Linked DNA regions of Homo sapiens: all the other regions are linked to region 2. A link is a contact called in ENCODE Hi-C or POLR2A ChIA-PET data. All regions are on one chromosome and are shown on one strand. The core of a region is the stretch at or near the end of the contact, and the rest is flanking DNA. Distances in the headings are between cores, read along the strand shown.

What was found. Hi-C counts contacts between places; a loop is a spot of excess contacts on that map. ChIA-PET counts read pairs that join two places held with the same protein, here RNA polymerase II (POLR2A). Pooled maps may share reads with other maps.
Region 1: a map of naive thymus-derived CD4-positive, alpha-beta T cell shows a loop between it and region 2 (12-fold over the local background). The contact joins the promoter of ZNF430 here to the promoter of ZNF257 in region 2. A Hi-C loop is called at or near these places in 1 of 168 maps with a recorded cell type or tissue (naive thymus-derived CD4-positive, alpha-beta T cell) and 7 of 50 pooled maps. POLR2A ChIA-PET finds 5 or more read pairs at or near these places in 1 of 52 experiments (CD4-positive, alpha-beta T cell).
Region 3: a loop to region 2 is called in a pooled map, with 11 times the contacts of the local background. The contact joins the promoter of ZNF85 here to the promoter of ZNF257 in region 2. A Hi-C loop is called at or near these places in 5 of 50 pooled maps. POLR2A ChIA-PET finds 5 or more read pairs at or near these places in 3 of 52 experiments (CD4-positive, alpha-beta T cell, activated CD4-positive, alpha-beta memory T cell and naive thymus-derived CD4-positive, alpha-beta T cell).
Region 4: a loop to region 2 is called in a map of naive thymus-derived CD4-positive, alpha-beta T cell, with 8 times the contacts of the local background. The contact joins the promoter of ZNF675 here to the promoter of ZNF257 in region 2. A Hi-C loop is called at or near these places in 1 of 168 maps with a recorded cell type or tissue (naive thymus-derived CD4-positive, alpha-beta T cell), 1 of 37 single-sample maps with no recorded cell type and 5 of 50 pooled maps. POLR2A ChIA-PET finds 5 or more read pairs at or near these places in 2 of 52 experiments (CD4-positive, alpha-beta T cell and OCI-LY7).
Region 5: a loop to region 2 is called in a map of naive thymus-derived CD4-positive, alpha-beta T cell, with 23 times the contacts of the local background. The contact joins the promoter of ZNF724 here to the promoter of ZNF257 in region 2. A Hi-C loop is called at or near these places in 2 of 168 maps with a recorded cell type or tissue (CD4-positive, alpha-beta T cell and naive thymus-derived CD4-positive, alpha-beta T cell) and 5 of 50 pooled maps.

The regions. Positions count from the first base shown.
Region 1 is chr19:21,019,331-21,022,030 of GRCh38, reverse strand. ZNF430 (zinc finger protein 430) reads right to left here and starts at 1,374. Exons shown (of 5, transcript NM_025189.4): 1 at 1,228-1,374. The coding sequence starts at 1,230. RefSeq lists enhancers at 499-1,090, 1,091-1,684.
Region 2 is chr19:22,051,035-22,053,759 of GRCh38, reverse strand. It overlaps ZNF257 (zinc finger protein 257), which reads right to left and starts at 1,276. Exons shown (of 4, transcript NM_033468.4): 1 at 1,125-1,276. The coding sequence starts at 1,127.
Region 3 is chr19:20,921,835-20,924,534 of GRCh38, reverse strand. It overlaps ZNF85 (zinc finger protein 85), which reads right to left and starts at 1,284. Exons shown (of 4, transcript NM_003429.5): 1 at 1,132-1,284. The coding sequence starts at 1,134.
Region 4 is chr19:23,685,713-23,688,516 of GRCh38, reverse strand. It overlaps ZNF675 (zinc finger protein 675), which reads left to right and starts at 1,305. Exons shown (of 4, transcript NM_138330.3): 1 at 1,305-1,486. The coding sequence starts at 1,484. RefSeq lists enhancers at 1,038-1,087, 1,378-1,767, 1,899-2,804.
Region 5 is chr19:23,249,054-23,251,753 of GRCh38, reverse strand. It overlaps ZNF724 (zinc finger protein 724), which reads left to right and starts at 1,360. Exons shown (of 4, transcript NM_001355404.2): 1 at 1,360-1,514. The coding sequence starts at 1,512. RefSeq lists a silencer at 1,260-1,319 and an enhancer at 1,450-1,739.

The sequences.
Region 1 (2,700 bases), core at 125-2,624, 1.0 Mb after region 2:
CCCCGTCTCTACTAAAAGTACAAAAATTAGCTGGGCAGGGTGGCAGGCGCTTGTAATTCCAGCTACTCAAAAGGCTGAGGCAGGAGAAGCTTGAACACAGGCAGCGGCAGAAGTTGTAGTGAGCCGAGATTGTGCCACTGCACTCCAGCCTGGGCGACAAGAGCGAGACTCCATCTCAAAAAAAAAAAAAAAAAAAAAAAAAAAAAATCTAACTCAGGCGCATCGTTTTGAAAATTACTACATTGAAAGACACAAAATTCAGGCTTAATCAACTGTATACTGCCAATTAAGGTCTGATTACACAACCAGAAAATTTTCACCTTTATTGTACAAACTAAGAAACTACATAACGGTACCTAACCAATTACTGAATTTGGCTTTCTTCATCATGCACCTTATAAAAGTCTTTCCTTCAAGCCCCGCCATGAACAACAAATTACAAACCACAGCTGGGTGCTCAACAGTTTTTTAATCACTCTTTGATTAATTTCTTTAATATTTTTGTGGTGACTTCTGTACATTTTTTTTTTCCGAGACGGAGTCTTGCTCTGTTACACAGGCTGTAGTGCAGTGGCGCTATCTCGGCTCACTGCAATCTCCACCTCCCAGGTTCAAGTGATTCTCCTGCCTCAGTCTCCCAAGTAGCTGGGACTACAGGCGTGTACCACCATGCCCGGCAAATTTTTGTATTTTTAGTAAAGACGGGGTTTCACTATGCTGGCCAGGCTGGTCTTGAACTCTCCTGACTTAGTGATGCGCCCGCCTCGGCCTCCCAAAGTACTGGGATTACAGACGTGAGCCACCCCTCCCGGTCTGTACATTTTTAATAGGAGAAAAGAGGAACTAGGAACCCAGGACCAAAGTTCTTCCCATTCATGAACTCGCACCCCAAGTCAGGATTCTCCCGTGACGATTCTCCCGTGACGATCCTCCCGTGGTCCCTGCACAGTCTGGGAGAGACGCGGCGCTGCGGATGCAGAGCTGCCCAGAGAGGGCTCCAGGCCAGGGCACAGTCACTGCGCAAGGAAGAGACGGGACGTGCTGGGGCCCGCCTGTCAGCGCAGCCGCCATCTTAAGGCTGATGGGGACTGAGGCCCAGCTGGGCAAGAACTCGGGGCGCAGATTGTGCAGCTGACTGCCGGGAGGCCTGAGTCCCGCCACAGCCACTTCCCACCCATTACAACCAGCCCCTCCCCTCTCTGGGGATGTCGGACCCGGCACTCTCACCATTTCTAGGCTTCCAGGGGTTCCTGGCGTCTTAGCTGTAGATCTCCCAATACCTGCGGGTCACAGGGCCACAGAGCCTGGACCTCTAGGAGCAGAGGACACAGAGCGCTGAAGACGAGACCTGGAGCTCAGGCCACAGCGAGGGACAAAGGCCCCGCCAAACCCGGAAGCCGCCCTGTCCGCTTCACCTGCGTGCCTGATTGGACGGTTCCCTGCCTAGCGTCTCTGATTGGATAACATTTAAATCCCCGCCCCCTCAGGCCATGATTGACGGAAGATGTGATGAGATGCGGGGCTGAAAGAAGAGTGACAGCTTGGGCTGCATCCTTCTCTGACAGGGCTTCCTCCCTGAGCTGAGCCAGGCCCACCCCAGAGGTTATTTGCATTTAACCTTGTGTGTAAGGTCATATGCATTTATAAATAATATATGGGGCCGGTCACGGTGGCTCACGCCCGTAATCCCAACATTTTGGAAGGCTGAAGCGGGCAGATGACCTGAGGTCGGGAGTTAGAGACCAGCCTGACCAACATGGAGAAACCCAGTCTTTATAAAAAATATAAAATTAGCGGGTTGTGGTGGCCCATGTGTGTTATCCCAGGTACTCGGGAGGCTGAGGCAGGAGAACCGCTTGAACCTGGGAGGCGGAGGTTGCGGTGAGCCGAGATTGTGCCATTGCACTCCAGCCTGGGCAACAAGAGCACAACTCTGTCTAAAATATATATATATATATATATATATATATTTATTTATATATATTTATTTATATATATTTTTATATATTTATTTATATATATTTTATATATTTATATATGTATTTATTTATATATTTATATATTTATATATTTATTTATATATATTTATATATATTTATTTATATATATTTATATATATTTATTTATATATATTTGTATATATTTATTTATATATATATTTATATATATTTATATATTTATTTATGTATTTATATACATTTATATATATTTATATATATTTATATTTATATAATTATATATATTTATATATTTATATATATTTATATATATATTTATATATTTATATATATTTATATTTATATACTTATATATATTTATATATTTATATATATTTATATATATTTATATATTTATATATATTTATATATTTATATATATTTATATATAAATATTTATATATTTATATATATATATTTATATATTTATATATTTATATATATATATTTATATATTTATATATATTTATATTTATATATTTATATATTTATATTTATATATTTATATGTATATATTTATATATATTTATATTTATATTTATATATTTATATTTATATATATTTTTTATATTTATATTTTTATATATTTTTATATATTTATATATTATACATATTTATATTTATATATATTTATGTTTTTATATATATTTATATTTTTATTTTTATATATTTTTATATATATTTATATTTATATATATATAGT
Region 2 (2,725 bases), core at 27-2,526:
GAGGCGGAGTTTCTCCATGTTGGTAAGGCTGGTCTCGAACTCCCGACCTCAAGTGATCCGCCCGCCTGGGCCTCCCAAAGTGCTCGGATTACAAGCGTGAGCCACAGCGCCGGCCTCAAACGCATGTTTTTATAAATTACTAAATTGGGGGAAACAAAATTGAGGCGTAGCCAACTATACACTACCATTTAACCTCTGATTACATAACAAGGAAATGTCCACCTTGATAGTACAAATTAACAAACTATGTAACTGCATCTAACCAATTACTGAATTTGGTTTTCTTTATCTCATGTTATTAAAGTCTTCTCTTCAAGCCCCTGCTATGGACGACAAATGACAAACCATAGCTGGGTACTTTACAATTTTTTTTTTTTTTTTTTTTTTTTTTTTGAGACGGAGTCTCGCTCTGTCTTCAGGCTGGAGTGCAGTGGCGCCATCTCGGCTCACTGCAACCTCTGACTTCCTGGTTCAAGCGATTCTCCTGCCTCAGCCTCCTGAGTAGCTGGGATTATAGGCACATGCCACCACGCCCGCTAATTTTTGTATTTTTAGTAGAGGCGGGGTTTCACCATATTGGCCAGAATGGTCTCAATCTCCTGACCTCGTGATCCGCCTGCCTCGGCCTCCCAAAGTGCTGGGATTACAGGCGTGTGCCACCGCGCCCGGATTTTTGAATCACTCTTTAATTAAATTCTTTAATATTTTTGCGGTGACTTCTGTATATTTTTAATAAGAGAAAAGAGAGACTCAGAACCCCACAGACCAAAGCTCTTCCCATTCATGAACCCCGCACCCCGAGTCAGGATTCTCCCCTGACGACTCTCCTGTGGTCCCTGCACAACCTGGGGAGACTCGGCGCTGCGGGTGCAGAGCTGCCGAGAGAGGGATCCAGGCCAGGGCACAGTCACTGCGCAGGGAAGAGACAGGACGCCCGGGGTCCCGGCTGTCAGCGCAGCCGCCATCTTATGGCTGAGGGGGACCGAGGCCGAGCTGGCCAAGGAAAACTCGGGCGCAGATGGTAGGGCTGACTGCAAGGAGGCCTGAGTCCCGCCACAGCGACTTCCCACAGGTTCCAACCACCCCCTTCCCCTCTCCCAGGATGTCGGACCCAGCACTCTCACCATTTCTAGGCTTCCAGGAGGACCTGGCGTCTTAGCTGGGGATCTCCCAATACCTGCAGGTCACAGGGCCACAGAGGCTGGGCCCCTAGGAGAAGAGGACACAGACCAGGGAAGACGAGACCTGCAGCTCGGGCTAGAGCGAGAGACAAAGTACCCGCCAAACCCGGAAGCCACCCTGTCCGCTCCAGCTTCGTGTCTGATTGGACGGTTTCCAGCCCAGCGTCCCTGACTGGATAACGTTTAAGGCCTCGCCCCTTTAGGCCCTGAGTGACAGGAGACGTGATCAGATGCTCGGCTGAATGAAGAAAGAGTGAAAGCCTAAGCTCCAGCCTTTTCAGGCAGGTTTTCCTCCCTGAGCTGAGCCAGGCCCAACCCAAAGGTATTTGCATTTAACCTTGTGTGTAAGGTCATATGCGTTTATACATAATACATAATATGGCCGGGCGCGGTGGCTCACGCCTGTAGTCCCAGCTACTCCGGAGGCTGAGGCAGGAGAATCGCTTGAACCCAGGAGGCGGAGATTGCAGTAAGCCGAGATCGCGCCACTGCACTCCAGCCTGGGCCACAGAGTGAGACTCTGTCTCAAAAAAAAAAAGAAAAGAAAAAAATACACTATATTGTTATTCACAAACAAAAATAATCTAATAACAACTATTTTAAAATTTCAGCTTTCCTGACCTTCCTGGCTTCTGGTTTTTTGATCAGGCAGCCTGAGATTTTAAGAAGGAGGCAATCATGGCCGGGTGCGGTGGCTCACGCCTGTAATCCCAGCACTTTGGGAGGCCGAGGCCGGCGGATCACCTGAGGTCAGGAGTTGGAGACCAGCCTGACCAATACGATGAAACTCCGTCTCTACTAAAAATACAAAAATTAGCGGGGCATGGTGGCGGGTGCCTGTAATCCCAGCTACTGGGGAGGCCGAGACAGGTGAACCCGGGAGGCAGGAGTTGCAGTGAGCCGAGATCGCTTTGAACTCCAGCCTGGGCACCAAAAGCGAAACTAAGCTCCGTCAAAAAAAAAAAAAAAAAAAGGAGGCAATCTTCTGAAATAGAATGTGAGCCAAATGTGAATTTTAAATTTTCTAGTAGCCAAACTTTAAAAAGAAAGAAGAAATAGGTCAAACTGATTGTAACAATTTCAGTAACCCAATATATCCAAAATATTACTATATGAGCAATGTGTAATTATTAATGTAGCATGTATATAGTTAGAACTATATCATTGGAACTAAGTCTGTTTTTTTTTGTTTTTTTTGTTTTTTTTTTTTTATTTTTTTTTGAGATGGAGTTTCGCTTTTGTTGCCCAGGCTGGAGTGCAATGGCACAAAGTGTGTTCTCTGCCTCCTGGGTTCAAGTGAGTCTCCTGCCTCGGCCTCCTGAGTAGCTGGGATTACAGGCATCTGCCACCATGCCCGGCTAATTTTTGTATTTTTAGTAGAGACGGGGTTTCTCCATGTTGGTCAGGCTGGTCTGGAACTCCCGACCTCAAGTGATCCACCTGCCTCGGCCTCCCAAAGTGCTGGGATTACAGGCGTGAGCCACCGCACACAGGCTACTAAGTCTGTTTTTTGCCTTTCCAGCACATCACAGTGTAGACCCAGC
Region 3 (2,700 bases), core at 35-2,534, 1.1 Mb after region 2:
GCTTGAGACATATGTGAAAAATGCAGGGGAAAAGAAGTCCCCTGTGGACTGTGAAAATGATTCAGTGGCAGGCAATTAGACTGAGGTGGCTCTAGTCCCTGGGGTCCTCCTTTTTAAAAAAATCTAACTAAAATTTCATTTTTTAGTAAATTACCACATCGGGGAAAACAAAATTCAGGCTTAACCAACTATAAACTGCCAATTAAATTCTGATCACATAACCAGAAAATTGCCAACACGATCGTACAAATTAAGAGACTATATAACTGTACCTAACCAATTACTAATTTGATTTTTTTATCATGCACCTTATAAAAGTCTTTTATTCAAGCTCCTCCCATGGACCACAAACTACAAACCATAGCTGAGTGCTCTACAATACTTGAACCACTTTTTAAGTTCTTTAATATTTTTGCGGTGACTCCTATACATCTTTTTTTTTTTTTTTTGAGACGGAGTTTCACTCTTATTGCCCAGGCTGGAGTGCAGTGGCGCGATGTAGGCTCACTGCAACCTCCGCCTCCCGGGTTCAAGCGATTCTCCTGCCTCAAACTCCTGAGTAGCTGGGATTGCAGGCGCGCGCCACGACGCCCGGCTAATTTTTGTATTTTTAAAAATTGAGACGGGGTTTCACCATGTTGGCCAGGATGGTCTTGAACTCCTGACCTCAGATGATCCGCCCGCCTCGGCTTCCCAAAGTGCTGAAATTACAGGCGTGAGCCACCACGCCCGTCCCCCCATACATTTTTAACAGAAAAAAAGAGGAACTGGGAACCCCACAGCCCAAAGCTCTTTCATGAACCCGCACCCCGAGTCAGGATTCTCCCCTGACAACCCTCCCGTGGTCCCTGCTCAATCTGGGAGAGACGCGGTGCTGCGAATGCAGAGCTGCCCAGAGAGGGCTCCAGTCCAGGGCACAGTCACTGCGCAGGGAAGAGACAGGACGCCCGGGCCGGCTGTCAGCGCAGCCGCCATCTTATGGCTGGAGGAACTGGGGCCGAGCTGGGCAAAAAGAACTGGAGCGCAGATTGTGGAGCTGACTACAGGGAGGCCTGAGTCCCGCCACAGCCGCTTCCCACCGGTTTCAACCAACCCCTTTCCCCCTCGGGATGGCGGACCTGGCACTCTCACCATTTCTAGGCTTCCAGGGGGTCCCGGCGTCTTAGCTGTGGATCTCCCAATACCTGCAGGCCACAGGGCCACAGAGGCTGGGCGTCCACGAGCAGAAAACACAAAGCAGGGAAAACAAGACCTAGAGCTCAGGCTGCAGCGAGAGACAAAGGCCCCGCCACATCCCGGAAGCCGCCCTATCCGCACCAGCTGCGTTCCTGATTGGACGGTTCCCAGCCCAGCGTCTCTGATTGGATGATATTTAAGGCACCTTCTTTTCAGGCCCTGAGTGACAGAAGATGTGATCAGATGCTGGGCTGAAAGAAGAGCGAGTGACAGCCTAGGCTGCAGCCTTTTCAGACAGGGCTTCCTTCCTGAGCTGAGCCAGGCTCACACCAGAGAGTATTTGCCCTTACCTTGTGTATCAATTTATATGCATTCAAAAATAATATATTATATGGCTATTCACAAATGAACAAAGTATAACAACAATTGTTCTAAAATTTTAGATTTTATGACCTTCCTGTATTCTGGTCCTTTGAACAGGCAATCCTCTGAAATAAAATGTGAGTCACAGGTGAATTTTAAATTTTCTAGTAGCCAAACTTTAAAAAGAAAGAAGAAACAAGTGGAATTGATTGTAGCAATTTATTTAACCCAATATATTCAAAATATTTTCATTTTAATATGTGAGCAATATGTAATTATTAATGAAATATAAATACATTTGAAACAAAATCTTTGAAACTAATTCTGTATTTTACCTTTCTAGCACATCGCAGTTCAGACCAGCCACATTCCAGGCACCCAGGAGCCACACATGGCCAATAGCTGCCACATTGAAGTACAGCTGTGATGTCAGTGGGGGTGGAGGGCCTGAACACCCCTTTTCTGCCACAGGTGAGGGGACAGCCTCTATTTATCAACGTCTCTTTTCAGTTCCGAGGGTGAAACAAATAGTGGCTATAGAAAAAGCTGATGGCAGCAGGAATAAATCACAGGTAAACCACTGCTTACCACCTGTTGCCCATCTTTCTTTCAGAGATCAGACAGTGAGCAAAGGATGATGGGCCACAGGAGAAAAAAAACTATGTCTTCAGATCTGTTCACAGTCTTGACCTTTAATGTTTACATAGGAAGAAAATAGATTAAAGGCAAACTTATTTTGCTATTTGACCTCGACTCTAATGTTCAGGCTGTGGTTACCTGTTTTCTTCTGTGGTGTGGGAAACTGAGTGAATATAAGCACAATCACATGCATACATGTCCACATGTATTTCGGCATTTCTTTTTTTTGAGATGGAGTTTCACTCTTGTTGCCCAGGCTAAAGCGCAATGGTGTGGTCTTGGCTCACTGCAACCTCTGCCTCCTGGGTTCAAGCAATTCTCCTACCTCAGCCTCCCGAGTAGCTGGGATTACAGGCATGCACTACCACGCCCGGCTAATTTTTTGTACTTTTAGTAGAGACGGGATTTCTCCATGTTGGTCAGGCTGGTCTTGAACTCCTGACCTTAGGTGATCCAACCGCCTTGGCCTCCTAAAGTGCTGGGATTATAGGCATAAGCCACCACCCCTGGCCATATTTCTGC
Region 4 (2,804 bases), core at 56-2,555, 1.6 Mb before region 2:
ATAACCTGAATGCAGAACTTAGCAATATGTCATGATGCACCCTGTGGGTAGCGCCAATGCAAGAAAAAAGACTCACATTACCTTTATTCTTGACTTAAAGTCTTATGTCTTGTAAGAGAATATTGAATAATGCAAAAATACATGTAGACATGTCTGCGTGTGATTGGTGCTTATACTCACACAGTTCACCACACCACAGGAGAAAACAGATAACCACAGGCTGACCGTTAGGGCCAAGGCCAAATAGCAAAATAAGTTTGCCTTTAATCTATTTTCTCCATATCTAAACATTGGAGGTTAAGACTGTGGACAGATCTGAAGATACAGAGTTTTCTTGTTTTGTGGCTTCATCATTCTTTGTTCACTGTCTGATGTTTGGAATTAAGGTGAGCAACAGGTGGGCAGCAGTAGTTAATAAAATAACCAGAGGTAACCACAGGTCGACCTGTGGTTATTTTATTCTATCTGTCCTCTGTTCTTTCTATGGTCACTAACTGTTTTTTCCTTGGAATTGAAGAGAGATGTTGGTAGAGAGAGGCTGTCCCCTCACCTCTGGCAAAAAAGGGATGTTCAGGCTCTTCTTCACCCCCCTGACATCAGAGCTGCATTTTAATGTGGCAGCTATTGGCCACGTGTGGCTACTGGGTGCCTGGAATGTGGCTGGTCTGAATTGCAATGTGTTAGGTAAAATAGAGTTATTTTCAAAGATTTAGTTCCATATATGTGTGTGTGTGTGTGTGTGTGTGTGTGTGTGTGTATACACATATATACATATATATGTGTATTTCATCAATAATTTCATATTGCTCTCATACTAAAATGATAGTACTTTGGATATATTGGGTTAGATTGTTACAATCAATTCCACTTGTTTTTTTCTTTTTAAAGTTTGACTACTAGAAAATTTAAAATTCACATGTGGCTCACATTTTATTTGAGGATTGCCTCTTTTTAAAATTCTCAGGCTGCCTACTCAAAGGACCAGAAGCCAGGAAGGTCATAAAGTCTGAAATTCTAAAATAATTATTATTATATTATTTTTCTTTGTGAGTAGCCATATATCATTTATAAATGTATATGACCTTATACACAAGGTTAAATACAAATACCCTATGGGATGGGCCTGGCTCAGCTAAAAGAGGAAGCCCCGGCTGAAAAGGCTGCAGCGCAGGCTATCAGTCTTCACTCAGCCCAGTGTCTGATCACATCTTCTGTCACTCAGGGCCTGAAGGGTCAGGACCTTAAACGTTGTCCAATCAGGCACGCTGGGCTGGGAACCGTCCAATCAGGCACGCAGCTGGAGCAGACAAGATGGCTTCCGGGATTTGGCGGCGCCTTTGTCTCTCGCTGCAGCCGGAGCTCCAGGTCTCGCTTTCATTGCTCTGTGTCCTCTGCTCCTAGAGGTCCAGCCTCTGTGGGCCTGTGACCTGCAGAAATTGAGAGATCCACAGCTAAGACTCCAGGACCCCCTGGAAGCCTAGAAATGGTGAGAGTTACGGGTGCGACATCCCGAGAGGGGGAAGGGGCTGGTTGGAACCCGTGGGAAATGGCTATGGCGGGACTCAGGCCTCCCCGCAGTCAGCTCCACAATCTGCACCCCGAGTTCTCCTTCCCCAGCTCGGCTCAGTCCCCTGCAGCCATAAGATGGCGGCGCGCTGACAGCCAGCCCCGGGGCATCCCGTCTCTTCTCTGCCTAGTGACTGTGCCCTGGCCTGTAGCCCTCTCTGGGCAGCTCTGTACCCGCAGCGCCGCATTTCTCTCAGATTGTGCAGGGACCACAGGAGGGCCGTCACCGGAGAATCCTGACTCAGGGTGCGGGTTCATTAATGGGAAGAGTTTTGGTCCGTGGGGTTCCCAGTTCCTGTTTTCTCCTATTAAAATTTTATGGGAGGGCCGGGCGCGGTGGCTCAGGTCAGTAATACCAGCACTTTGGGAGACCGAGGTGGGTGGATCACCTGAGGTCAGGAGTTCAAGACCAGCCTGACCAACATGGTGAAACCCCGTTTCTACTAAAAATACAAAATTAGCCGGGCGTGGTGGCACATGCCTGTAATCCCAGATACTCAGAAGGCTGAGGCAGGAGAACCGCTTGAACCCGGGAGGTGGCGGTTGCAGTGAGCCGAGATGACGCCATTGCACTCCAGCCTGGTTAACAAGACCGAAACTCCGTCTTAAAAAATATATAAATAAATAAGTTAAATAAATAAATAAATTATGGGGATCACCACAAAAATATTGGAGAATTTAATCAAAGAGTGATTCAAAAATTGTGGAGCATTCAGCTGTGGTTTGGAGCTTGTGACTTTATGAGAGCAGCTTGAAGGAAAGACTTTTAAAGGTACATGATGAAGAAAACCAAATTAAATAATTGGTTAGGTACAGTTCATAGTTACTTGACTTGTACAATTAAGGTGGACATTTCCTGGTTATGTAATCAGAGGTTAATTGGCAGTTTATGATTGGTTAAGCCTAAATTTTTGTTTCCCTCAATTCAGTAATTTGCAAAAAAATGCATTTGAGTTAGAGTTTTTAAAAAATAGGAACCCAGGGACTAGAGTAACCTCCGTCTAATTGCCTGCTACTTAGTTATTTTCACACTCCACAGGAGACTGATTTTCCCCTGCATTTTTCACAGTTCTCTCAAGCTGGGTCTCAAGCCTACCCCTCATCCCATTCCTCCAGACTAACTATGACTTGCAGTAAAATACTAAATTTCCAGTTTCTTCTCACATTCTCAAATGCCAGCTTCCCCTTTCTAATTCACATTATCAACTATTTGTCTTTTATTGTACACTTTAGATACT
Region 5 (2,700 bases), core at 111-2,610, 1.2 Mb before region 2:
GGGCGTGGTGGGTCACGTCTGTAATTCCAGCACTTTGGGAGGTGGGAGCCGGCAGATCACCGGAAGTCGGGAGTTCAAGACCAGCCTGACCAACATGGAGAAACCCTGTCTCTAATAAAAATACAAAAGATTAGCTGGGTGTGGTGGCACGTGCCTGTAATCCCAGCTACTTGGGAGGCTGAGGTAGGAGAATTGCTTGGACCTGGGAGGTGGAGGTTGTGGTGAGCCGCGATCCTGCCATTGCACTTCACTGCACTCCAGCCTGGGCAATAAGAGTGAAAGTCTGTCTCAAAAAAGACTGGACAGATATGAAGACATAGAGTTTACTTCTCCTGTCACCCCATCACTTGTTGTTCACTGTTTAATCTGGAAGGAAGGTGGTCAACAGGTGGCCAGCAGTGGTCTATGTGTGGTTATTTTATTCTTGCTGCCTTCTGCTCTTTTATGGCCACTATCTGTTCCACCCTGGGAACTGAAGAGATGTTGGTAGGAAGAGGCTTTCCCCCACCTCTGATGTCCAGGCCCTTCACTCAGCTGACATCGCAGCTGCACTTCAATATGGCAGCTATTGGCCACGTGTGGCTCCTGGGTGCCTGGAATGTCGCTGGTCTAAACTGCGATGTGCTGGAATGGTAAAATACAGAGTGAGTTTCAAAGATTTAGTGATATATATATATATATATATATATATATATATATATATGTATATATATATACACACACACATATATATACATATATACACACATACATATATACATATATACACACATATATACATATATACATACATATACATGTATATACATATATAATTATTGCTCACATATTAAACTGATAATATTTTGGATATATTGGGTAAGTTAAATTGTTACAATCAACTCCACCTTTTTCTTGTTTCTTTTTAAAGTTGGCTACTAGAAAATTCAAAATTCACATGTGGCTTATATTTTATTTCAGAGGATTGCCTTTTTAAAAAAGTCTCAGGCTGCTTGCTCAAATGCCAGAAGCCAGGAAGATCATAAAAACTGAAATTTTAAAATTATTGTTATTATATATTTTTCATTTGTGAATAGCCGTATAGTATGTTATTTATAAATACATGAAACCTCATACACGAGGTCAAATGCAAATACCCTCCGGGGTGGGCTAAGCTCAGGGAGGAAGCCCTGCCTGAAAACGCTGCAGCTTAGGCTGTCACTCTTTCTTCATTCAGTCCAGCGTTTGGTCAGGTCTTCTGTCACTTAAGGCCTGAAGGGGCTGGGCCTTAGACGTTTTCCAATCAGGGACCCTGAGCTGGGGACCGTCCAATCAGGCACGCAACTGGAGCGGACAGGGCGGCTTCCGGGATTTGGCGGGGCCTTTGTCTCTCGCTGCAGCTGGAGCGCTTGGTCTCGTCTTCCCTGCTTTGTGTCCCCTGCTCTTAGAGGCCCAGCCTCTGTGGCCCTCTGACCTGCAAGCATTGGGAGATCCACAGCTAAGACGCCAGGGCCTCCCCTGGAAGCCTAGAAATGGTGAGAGTGGCGGCTCCGACATCCGGAGAGAGAGGGAGGGGCTGGTTGAAACCTGTGGGAAGTGGCTGTGGCGGACTCGGGCCTCCCCGCAGTCATCTCCACAAACTGCGCCCTGAGTTCTCCTTGCCCAGCTGGGCCTCAGTCCCCTTCAGCCATAAGATGGCGGCTTCGCTGACAGCCGGCCCCCGGGCGTCTTGTCTCTTCCCCGCCCAGTGACTGTGCCCTGACCTGGAGCCCTCTCTGGGCAGCTCTGCTCCCGCAGCGCAGCGTCTCTCCCAGATTGTGCAGGGACCAAGGGAGGGTAGTCAGGGGAGAATCCTGACTCGGGGAGCGGGTTCATGAATGGGAAGGGCTTTAGTCCGCTGCGTTTCCAGTTCATCTTTCCCCCTATTAAAAATTTATGGCAGGCCGGGCGCTTTGGTTCACGCCTGTAATCCCAGCACTTCGAGAGGCCGAGGCGGGCGGATCACCCGAGGCCAGGAGTTCGAGACCAGCCTGGCCAACATGGCGAAACCCCATCTCTACTAAAAATATAAAAATTAGTCTGGCACAGTGGCCTGCGCCTATAATGCTAGCACTTTGGGAGGCCGAGGTGGGCGGATTACGAGGTCAGGAGTTCGAGACCAGCCTGACCAACATGGTGAAACCCCCGTTTCTACTAGAAATACAAAAAATTAGCCGGGCGTGGTGGCGCGGTCCTGTAATCCCAGCTACTCAGGAGGCTGACGCAGAAAAATCGCTTGAACCCGGGAGGCGGAGGTTGCAGTGAGGCGAGCTGACGCCATTTGCTGTCCAGCTTGGGTGACAGAGCTTGACTCTGTCTCAAAAAAAAAAAGCCGGGCATAGTGGCGCATGCTTGTAATCCCAGCCACTCGGGAGGCTGAGGCGGGACAATCGCTTGAACCTGGGAGGAGGTTGCAGTGAGCCAAGATCGCGCCACTGCACTCCAGCCTGGGCGACAGAGTAAGAAGACTCTGTCTAGAAAAAAAAAAAAAAAAGGCAGTCTCTGCAAAAATATTAAATAATTTAATCAAAGAGTGGTTCAAAAATTTTAGAGCACCCCTATGGGTTGTAGTTTTTGGTTTATAAGAGGGGCTTGAAGGACTTTGATAAGGTGCATGATGCAAAAATCCCAAATTCAATAATTGGTTAGGTACAGTTATATTCTTTCTGTCTTCCTGTCTTT